3 separate regions of the Homo sapiens genome follow, and regions 1 and 2 are each linked to region 3. A link is a contact called in ENCODE Hi-C or POLR2A ChIA-PET data. All regions are on one chromosome and are shown on one strand. Each heading gives the region's core, a stretch centred on a gene start or an enhancer-like site at or near the end of the contact. The rest is flanking DNA. Distances are from core to core; before and after follow the strand shown.

Region 1 (2,700 bases), core at 11-2,510, 48 kb after region 3:
TCCCCAGGCAAACCCTGGAGCCGCAGGCCCGCACCTCTACGCCCACTGGGCAGGCCAGGGCGCCGACGGCCGGGGACCCCAGGCGCGAGCAGCTGGGTAGATCTGAGTGTCCGCCCGACGGACGCGCTCTACCCTTGCCCAGGAAGAAAGCGAAGCCATTCGCCCGGCAACACCCGGCTCGGGCAGCTTCGCGGGCGGCCTGCGCTGCGGCGGACGCAAAGGGCAGCTGGTCCTCATATCCCAGTCCCCAGCCGGCCCCAGGAGGTTTTTCTGATGCTCGCTCCTTCCACCGCCAACCACGGACACCCACACACCACCGAGAATGAAAACTGCGACCATCTGTCTAAGTATCTTCAGAACCCGCCGGGGGAGTCACCGGTCCGCCGGTTCCCAACTGACACCCTCGCGTGGAAGTCTGCACTCAGGGGTGTCCCTGGGACTGTGAGCGTCCCGCCCGCCCGCCTTCCTTGCTAAGAGGAAAAGCGCACGGCATCCAAGCCCCCGCGGCCCGCGGGGCCTCGCCGAGGAGACACGAGCAGGCCCCAATGCCCCTGCGCCCCTGCCGCCCGCCCCCCGCAGCGGAGGGCGCCCGTCGCGCGCGCAGCACCTACCCTGGCGCGCCGGTCCGGAGGTGGGTGGCGCGGCGCTAGTGGGAGGCGGACATGGACCACGCGCCCTCCATGCGCCACACGGAGAAGGCGTAGCTGAGGCGCTCGTGGGCCACGTAGCTGCAGCTGGTCATCTTATTGTCCATCTCGTCGCTCTGCAGGACCTGGTAGAGGAAGTCTATGTACCTGGCGGCCAGCTTGAGCGTCTGGATCTTGCTCAGCTTGTCAGAGGGCAGCGTGGGGATGATCTTGCGCAGCGCCGCGAAGGCCTCGTTGAGCGACTGGGTGCGCTGGCGCTCGCGCACGTTGGCCAGGATGCGCTGGCTCTGCAGCTCCTCGAAGGACTGCGCGCTGGGGCTGCCCTTCTTGCCGCGCTTGCCCGGGGTCGGGCTGCCATCTTCGCTCGACTTCTTGCTGTAGCGCCGCTTCCGGCCGAAGCGCTTGGGCTGCCTCTCGAGCTCCTCCTCGCTGGTGCCCAGGCTGTCCACGGGGGACACGGGCGAGCTGGAGCCCTCCTCCATGGCGCCCGCCCGGCGCGCGTGGGGCTGGGGGCGCCGGGGCGCCGAGCGCGCGCCGCTGGCCAAGCCCGCGGTCGCCGAGCACACGCTCTCGGAGTTGCTGGAAAGGCTCTGATTTCAAGGCCGGCTTGTGCAAAACCGAGGTCTCCGGGAGAGGAAGTTATTCTAACTTTTTTGGAAACTCTAGCTGGGCTGGGTTGCTAAATAGTTGTCAGGAGCTAGGGCGGCGCGCTGATTGGCCGCGGTGGCCGGGGGCAGGACAAGTTCTGGGGCCTTCGCCGGCCGCCCCCGCCCCCCGGCGCGGCACTTTCAGTTTTGCCTCCCCCTTCGGCCCCGGCGCGGAGGGCATCCCGGGGGCCGGGTCCTCGCCCGCCGCCCGCGCCCCCACCCCGAACGCAGGGCACTCTCAGGCCGCCCCGAGCCCTAGGCCCGGCCAAGCCTGGCTTTGTCTACGCCTCAACGTAGAGATCGGCCCCCACTGGGCTTTGGGGGGTTCTCTCTCTGGGCGTGAGGGGCTAGAGAGGCGAGTCCAGTCCCAGATGCGCTCCCAGAAGATGAGGACGCAGCCAGGAGCCTCCTCGACCTGTGTGGGTCTTGGCCGCCCCCGGGCGCACAGCTAGTCTGCACCGCGGCCCGCAAGCTTAGGCCTGGGGTCTGGGGAGCTGCGCGGGCAGGGGTCTCGGTGTCCGGACCGCCAGTGTAAGGACAGTCGGGGCCCCCTGGAGACGCCCGTGCCCAAGGACATGCCGCCAAGATCCGTGGAGATGCCACCCTTCGGCCAGCGTGCGTGTCGGGGACCATTTCTTACCCTGGCTTGCTGGGGAGCCCCGGCCCCGACGCCCTTCCCGAACCTTCCTTCTAACAGCTTTAAAACAACGCCACAGCGAGCCTCTGCGGGAGCGCCCGGTACCCGCCGCGCCCGCCTGCCTGGCCCTACCCGGGTTGCTGGGCGCGGGTTGGGGCGCCTGCCGGCCCGCCTTGTACGGCCCCAGCCTCTGCGCTCCGCCTTCGCTTCGCGGGTCAGCAGAGGACGGAGGGCGCTCCGGGAGCTGCACGAGGCTGCCCCGGGCCCAGCCTCCGCTGCGCTGGCAGCCCGCGGGCAGCTCCGAGCAGGAGGCTCAGGGTGGCTGGAGTGTGGGGCCCGGCCTCGGTGAGCGACACCACGGACCCCGGCCCCGGGCCATCTGGACGGCGAGCGCGAGCGCGTTTGAAGTGGTTGGGGGGCTCTTTGTTCGCCAGGCCGCTCTGGCTCTGGGCCTGGAGGTGGTTTTTACGGCTTTGATGCCTTTGAACCTATTCCCAGGTGACCCGGGCTCAATTAGGCCCGGGCCTGAGCCGGGCTGTCAGGCAAGCCGCGTGATCAAGGGCGGGCTGGGCCCTTTTATTGAAGTTGAACCCGAGACCGGGGAGTGCTCGGCCTCCGCTGCTCCTCCGGCCGGCCAGGCGGGCCGCGAGGTGGGGCCCGCGGGCCACGACCACCGCGTTGGGAAACCCGAGGACGGCAAAGAGCGGGCCCTTCGCGCCCCTGTCCGAGGGCCCTGGCTCCGGCCGTTCTAGGGGACGTTTTACCAACA
Region 2 (2,700 bases), core at 49-2,548, 43 kb before region 3:
TGGCTGGGGGGAGCTGGAGGTGGCTCACTAGAAGCAGGGATCCTATGTGATTGGTTAAGGGCGTATTCGACTTTCTCTGGTTGGTCCGAAGTTGGAAGTTGAGAGAGAAATTAGGGAAGTGATCAGTTATTAATAAAGCCCTGGCCACCTGGGGCCAATTGTTACAGAAGTTACTGTTTAGCTTTCCAGATTAGCTGTAGAACAAGCAGGCTGGCCTCAGGCTGGTGACTGTAGATGATGGGTGGGCTTCCTTGGCTGGTGACTGTAGATAATCTGTGGGCTTCCCATGCTGGTAACTGAGTGATTGGTGGGCTTCCCAAGCTGGTGACTGTACATGATGGGTGGGCTTCTCGAGCTGGTGACTGTAGATGGTGAATGGGCTTTTCGGGCTGTTGATTGTGTATGATGGATGGGCTTTCTAGGTTGGAGACTGTAGATGATGGGTGCACTTCATAGGCTGGTTATTGTCGATGATGGATGGGTTCCTTGGGCTGGTGACTGTGGATGATAGGTGGGCTTTTCGGCCTGGCAACTGTGGATTATGGTTGAGCTTCTCAAGCTAGTGACTGTGGGTGATGGGTATGCTTCTTAGTCTGGCGACCATAGATGTGGGTGTGCTTCATAGGCTGGTGACTGTAGATTATGGGTGGACTTCCCAGGCTGGTGACTGTAGATGACGGGTGGGCTTCCCGGGCTGGTGACTATAGATGATGGGTGGGCTTACAGGGCTGGTGACTGTGGATGATGGATGGGATTCTCAGGATGGTGACCATGAGTGATGGGTAGGCTTACAGGGCTGGTGACTGTAGATGATGGGTGGGCTTCATGGGCTGGTGACTGTGAATGATGGATGGGATTCCTAGGTTGGTGACTGTAGATGACGGGTGGGCTTCCCAGGCTGGTGACTGTGGATGATGGGTGGGCTTCCCAGGCTGGTGACCATGAGTGATGGGTGGGCTTCCTGGGCTGGTGACTGGATGATGGGTGGGCTTCTAGGGCTTGTTACTGCAGGTCATGGCTCAGGGTTCTGTTTTCACATATGGCCTGGTCATTGTCCATTTGTCCATTCAGCCTCTTAAGTGAAATGGGGGCTATTTGGGATGTAATGATCATCACACTAGAAACACCTCCCAGAGTAGCTCCCGTCGAGGCTGGAATACAAGCTCAAGATCAGCAGAGGGTCGGGGGCTCAATGAGTGGTGGATGGAAGCCTCTCCTCTGTATCTGGGGTGACCATGACCCAGGTGGCGCAGGGAGTGTGCAGACAGACAGGGCTGTGTCCCAGGAGAGGCCTTTGGCCAAGTCCTTCTGGGCCGCTGCGTTCCATGAGAACTGTTTTATTGAGAGGGATGGTATGTAGTGGATTGAGAAATTGCCATAGTTGGAAAAACAAGCATAAAAACTGCCAGAAAAACAATACTAAAGATAATAGTGCCAGATCCAGGGAGGAAGGCAAGTGTTAAGCATGTGGGACATTGCAAATTAATTTAAAAAAAAGAAAAAAAGAAGAGGAGGGAAATCTCGAGTTGTCCATGCGCCAGTGCTGGGGGATTTGGCCGGATGGTGGTTCTCACTGTGTTTCAAGTGTAAGATATACTTTGATTAATTTCTCTAGACTTCACCAGAGTTACACCAGCAACTCCCAGAACACTAATTAATGAGAAGAGGCGGACAGTGACTCATGCTGGACCGAACCCAACTGACGAAAACCCTCCCAGCCCTCAGAAAGCATCCCGGTCCTCATGCAATGGGAATCGCCTCAACCAAGGCAGCCTTGGCGGGAGGTCAGAGGGATGATAGAGGCGAGCCCTGATTAATGGGTGTGTGCGTGCGTGCGTGTGGACACTCCTGCACAGGCTCTGGGTGTGTGTTCGCAGGAAGAGCTGGCAGGGACATCTGGCAGGCATGCTTCCTCATGGGGTCACCCCACCAGAGGCTGACAGACCTGCTGGGCCCTCCAGGGTTTAGATTCCCAGGAAAACAGCGGAAGCCTGAGCAAAGGGAGCTGTTGGACTCCCCAGCTCAGCCGCCACCCGGGTGGGAAGTCACCTCTTCCAGCTGGCCCCGACCACGCAAGGCCGTTTTGGCTGGCCCAGTTCTGCTTGAGAGCTTGGGTGGTAGAGAAGGAGCACAGAGGATCATTCACTTCCGTAACACATTGGGGAAAGTGGACAAAGCAGAAATGATTTGCAACCTGACCTAGAAATGGCATACGAAGATGGGAAGACACCCAGACATGTATTTGCTCTCCCCGTCATGAGTGGCTTTGGGTCCTCCTGCCATGTCTGGACACTGTGGCTGCAGAGCCAACTGCCACCTGGCTGGGCCACAAGGACCCACAGCTTGAGGCTCCTGGGGGAGTCGAGATTTGGGGGTGGAGCATCCATTGTTCTCAATTTACAGTTAAGAGGAAGCACATTGCAGTTCGTTGCAATGCACGTCCCACGTGCAGGCGTTCCAGCCAAGCTCCGCAGAGGCAGCTTGTGGGTGTGCACAGGGACCCTCAGCCCTCCATTTGGGCAACAGAAGACATATTAGCCTTGCACAAGGCAGCTTGTCTTCACCCGGGTTCCCCGTGGAATGGTTTGAGCACACAGAGCCAGCGTGCTGTTCAGGAAGAAGTAGTATTCTCTTCCAAACCTGTGAACAACCAAATGGTAGCTGAATGTTTCAAAGCTGGTGAAGGTGAAAGTACAATGA
Region 3 (2,700 bases), core at 84-2,583:
GGAGGACAGAAAATCACAAGGGAAACAGCAAAAGCTTACCATCCCCGCTTAGTCCCACCACAGGACCATCTAAGAATCAACGTCTGCAACCAAGGGAGAAGTGCGGCAGGAGGAACGCAGGGATACCGTCCCTGACAGCGACTTTCAAAGGGGGCGTTGGAGGATTTGGTGAATATTTCTGTGGGACGATGGTGAGGCTAAGAGGAAAGGGATGGAAAGCAGGCTCTGTTCTCTCTTGAAAGCAAATGGGAATCAGGAAACAATTAGAATTCTGAGATTAATTTGTTTTTTACAACGTTCCCCTGAATGGCTCTGCCAGGTTGCCCTCACTCCTTCACTCAGGCGCCTCCCTCCCCCTGGGGTGTGCCTACTTTTCTCCAAATGGAAGCAGTGACTGTTACAGGCAGGACCCCCTTGTCTCTGTCTGTGGGCTCCGGGTGGAAGCTTCTGCCCTGTGATTCTCAGCAGGCTGGTGAGTGACAAGGAGGCCACCACGTGCCCATGGTACTCCAAGAAATGGGCCAGAGCTAAAATCCCAGAGCATGTGTGTGTGTGGCAGCGGCTGGCCCCATTCCCCTGTGGAGAGTCAGGCCTTCCCAGGAATGACTGCATGGGTGAGATTCCCCCACTCACACCCCAAAGTTCCTAGGACCCCCAGAGGATTGATGGGTGTCTGCTGGTCAGACAAATGCACCAGGTGCTGCCTGCTCTGAGCTCTTACAGGGCCTCGGGAATTTTTGAGACATGTGGCTCAGGACGTGTTCAGGTGGCAGCCTGATATTAGGGAGCCAGCTGGTGACTTGGGATAAGTCACACCCCACCCCACGTTTCTGTGCCCCAGGTTCCTCCATCTCTGAAAGGACACTGCTCGGCCAGGCGGCCTCCAGAGGGACTTCCGGCACCACTGGCTTGAAATGGGGTCCTGCAGGGAGCCTGTGATTCCAGCGCAGCCTGGTGGCCCTGGGGACAGTGGCCTGTTTGCTCCCCATGCTATGGACGTCTCCCGTGCTTTCTGCATCCCTGTCTGCTTTGATGGCACGGCAGGCACGCTTTTGGATGCCCCACACATGGGGCGTTCGCCGTCAGGGTCTGGAGGGTCAGTAGGCAGGGTGCAGTCAGGCGACTGCGGAGCCGTCTTCCGGATCCCCGCCCCTCTCTCCCCCCTCCGTGACTCATGCCTCTGACCCCGGCTTGCCTGCTGCGCCTGAGAAGGAGGAATCCTGCTGGGAATGTGGGAATGACCATATTTACAACGCCGGGGCTCCCGGTGGCTATTGGCCTGGCCTGGCTCCTCCAGGGGAGCGAGGACTTCACGCCAGCTGGAAGCCAGGCTGTCTCTCTCCCTCAGCTTGGGCTTGGCTTCAGGGACCCAGGCTGACTGTGCTTGGAATGGCCTGTCTGGCAAGGAGGAGTCAGCCCAAGGAAACCAGGGGAGAGGGCGAGCTTGTCTGCAGCGGACCAGGCCGGCTCCTTCCTGCTTGGAGCCCCCAGCATCACTGCCAGAGAGGCCACCCTGCAGAGCCTCTCCCTGTCCACCTGGCAACCCCCAGGCTCTCCAGGGCGGGCTCTACCGGGGCTGAGGCCGCAGAGTCTGACCGGTCCGTCAGGATCTACCCCACCCTCTTCCTCTCTGCGAGACCTTCCCGTTTCCCCACGATGAGTGTCCTGGGAGCACTGCAAAGGGACCGCTCCCAACTTTCAGAGACAGCGAGGGCTGGCCAGCCACGAGCAGCCAGATGGCAGGAGAGCATCCCACCGCTCCCAGTACCTGGGCCCTGCAAGTCCAGGAACCCTTTCAACCCGTGAGTCACAACTTCTCCAGATGCCACCAAATTCAGTCTCCAAACAAAACCCATGAGTGGAAGATGATGGAACACGAACCGCCCTGCGGGCCCCGTTTCCAGCTGGTGGTGCTGGAGGGCCTTCTGGGGGCCACCTGGCCAAGCAGTGTCTTTTCAGACATGGAGAGAATGGGGCCACAGGAAAGTGAGGAAGGGCCTGACATCCCAAGTCACCAAGTGGGTGCAGAATCTCCCCCAGAACGCAAGTCAGCTAAGCCCTGGGCTGGAAATACCTTTTGTATCCACAGCACTGACACACTGGTCCAAGCCAGGGGCGTGAACTTTACAAATGTCTTTTGACAGAACACATGACTATCTGAAGACACAGCCTTCTCAGTGGCAGCGGCAGTGGCAGCAGCAGCAACAGCAGCAGCAGCGAACGAAAATATGGACAGAAGGGCTGCCGGTGTCGGGCGCTCTGCCTGACGCAGGCACGTGCCTCAGCCAGCTCACAGTTCATATGGGGAGACAAGCAGCAGAACAAATCACTATCACAAAAATGTAATAATAAAAGTACAATAAAAGTACGTTCAGGTCTGCAACAAGCTTGCTATGAAATATAAATATAGGTGATGACTGCAAATGTATTATTATAATACAGAGATTAAAAGGTCCATAATAAACATACAGGGAAGGTGACAGTTATGTTTCTGAGGGTTTGGAGAGCTCGTCACAGAATTCGGGATTGCAGCCAGGTCTTCAAGGAGATCAGTCCCAGTTGAGAGGGGTGGAAGGGCCTCGTGGGCACAGGCAGAGATGGGAGGCACAGCCAGGAAGGTGGGGAGAGGGATCTGGGGGTAAAGACAGCATTGACTCTGGGGAGGAGGCAGGAATTGGTGGGACTCCCCAAAGCGACAAG

What was found. Hi-C counts contacts between places; a loop is a spot of excess contacts on that map. ChIA-PET counts read pairs that join two places held with the same protein, here RNA polymerase II (POLR2A). Pooled maps may share reads with other maps.
Region 1: a loop to region 3 is called in a map of endothelial cell of umbilical vein, with 5 times the contacts of the local background. The contact joins the promoter of TWIST2 here to the enhancer-like site in region 3. A Hi-C loop is called at or near these places in 6 of 168 maps with a recorded cell type or tissue (IMR-90, ascending aorta, endothelial cell of umbilical vein and 3 more) and 8 of 50 pooled maps. POLR2A ChIA-PET finds 5 or more read pairs at or near these places in 1 of 52 experiments (BJ).
Region 2: a map of sigmoid colon shows a loop between it and region 3 (2.2-fold over the local background). The contact joins two enhancer-like sites. A Hi-C loop is called at or near these places in 2 of 168 maps with a recorded cell type or tissue (lower leg skin and sigmoid colon).

Annotation. Positions count from the first base shown.
Region 1 is chr2:238,846,645-238,849,344 of GRCh38, reverse strand. It overlaps TWIST2 (twist family bHLH transcription factor 2), which reads right to left and starts at 1,260. Exons shown (of 2, transcript NM_001271893.4): 1 at 612-1,260. The coding sequence starts at 1,129. The coding sequence ends at 647. LOC100287387 (a long non-coding RNA gene) reads left to right here and starts at 1,438. Exons shown (of 1, transcript NR_157851.1): 1 at 1,438-2,700. RefSeq lists enhancers at 1-259, 260-769, 2,303-2,700.
Region 2 is chr2:238,937,874-238,940,573 of GRCh38, reverse strand. No RefSeq gene overlaps it. Among named protein-coding and RNA genes, the nearest start is that of LINC01940, 13 kb to the right of the region's middle. Within about 2 kb of position 1,298, at least 13 of the 41 ENCODE cell types and tissues checked have a DNase peak (open chromatin) inside an H3K27ac peak, as active enhancers do; they include sigmoid colon, where a contact is called at or near this core.
Region 3 is chr2:238,894,609-238,897,308 of GRCh38, reverse strand. All of the region lies in intron 1 of TWIST2 (twist family bHLH transcription factor 2), which reads right to left. Among named protein-coding and RNA genes, the nearest start is that of LINC01940, 30 kb to the left of the region's middle. Within about 2 kb of position 1,333, at least 12 of the 41 ENCODE cell types and tissues checked have a DNase peak (open chromatin) inside an H3K27ac peak, as active enhancers do; they include ascending aorta, endothelial cell of umbilical vein, sigmoid colon and 1 more, where a contact is called at or near this core.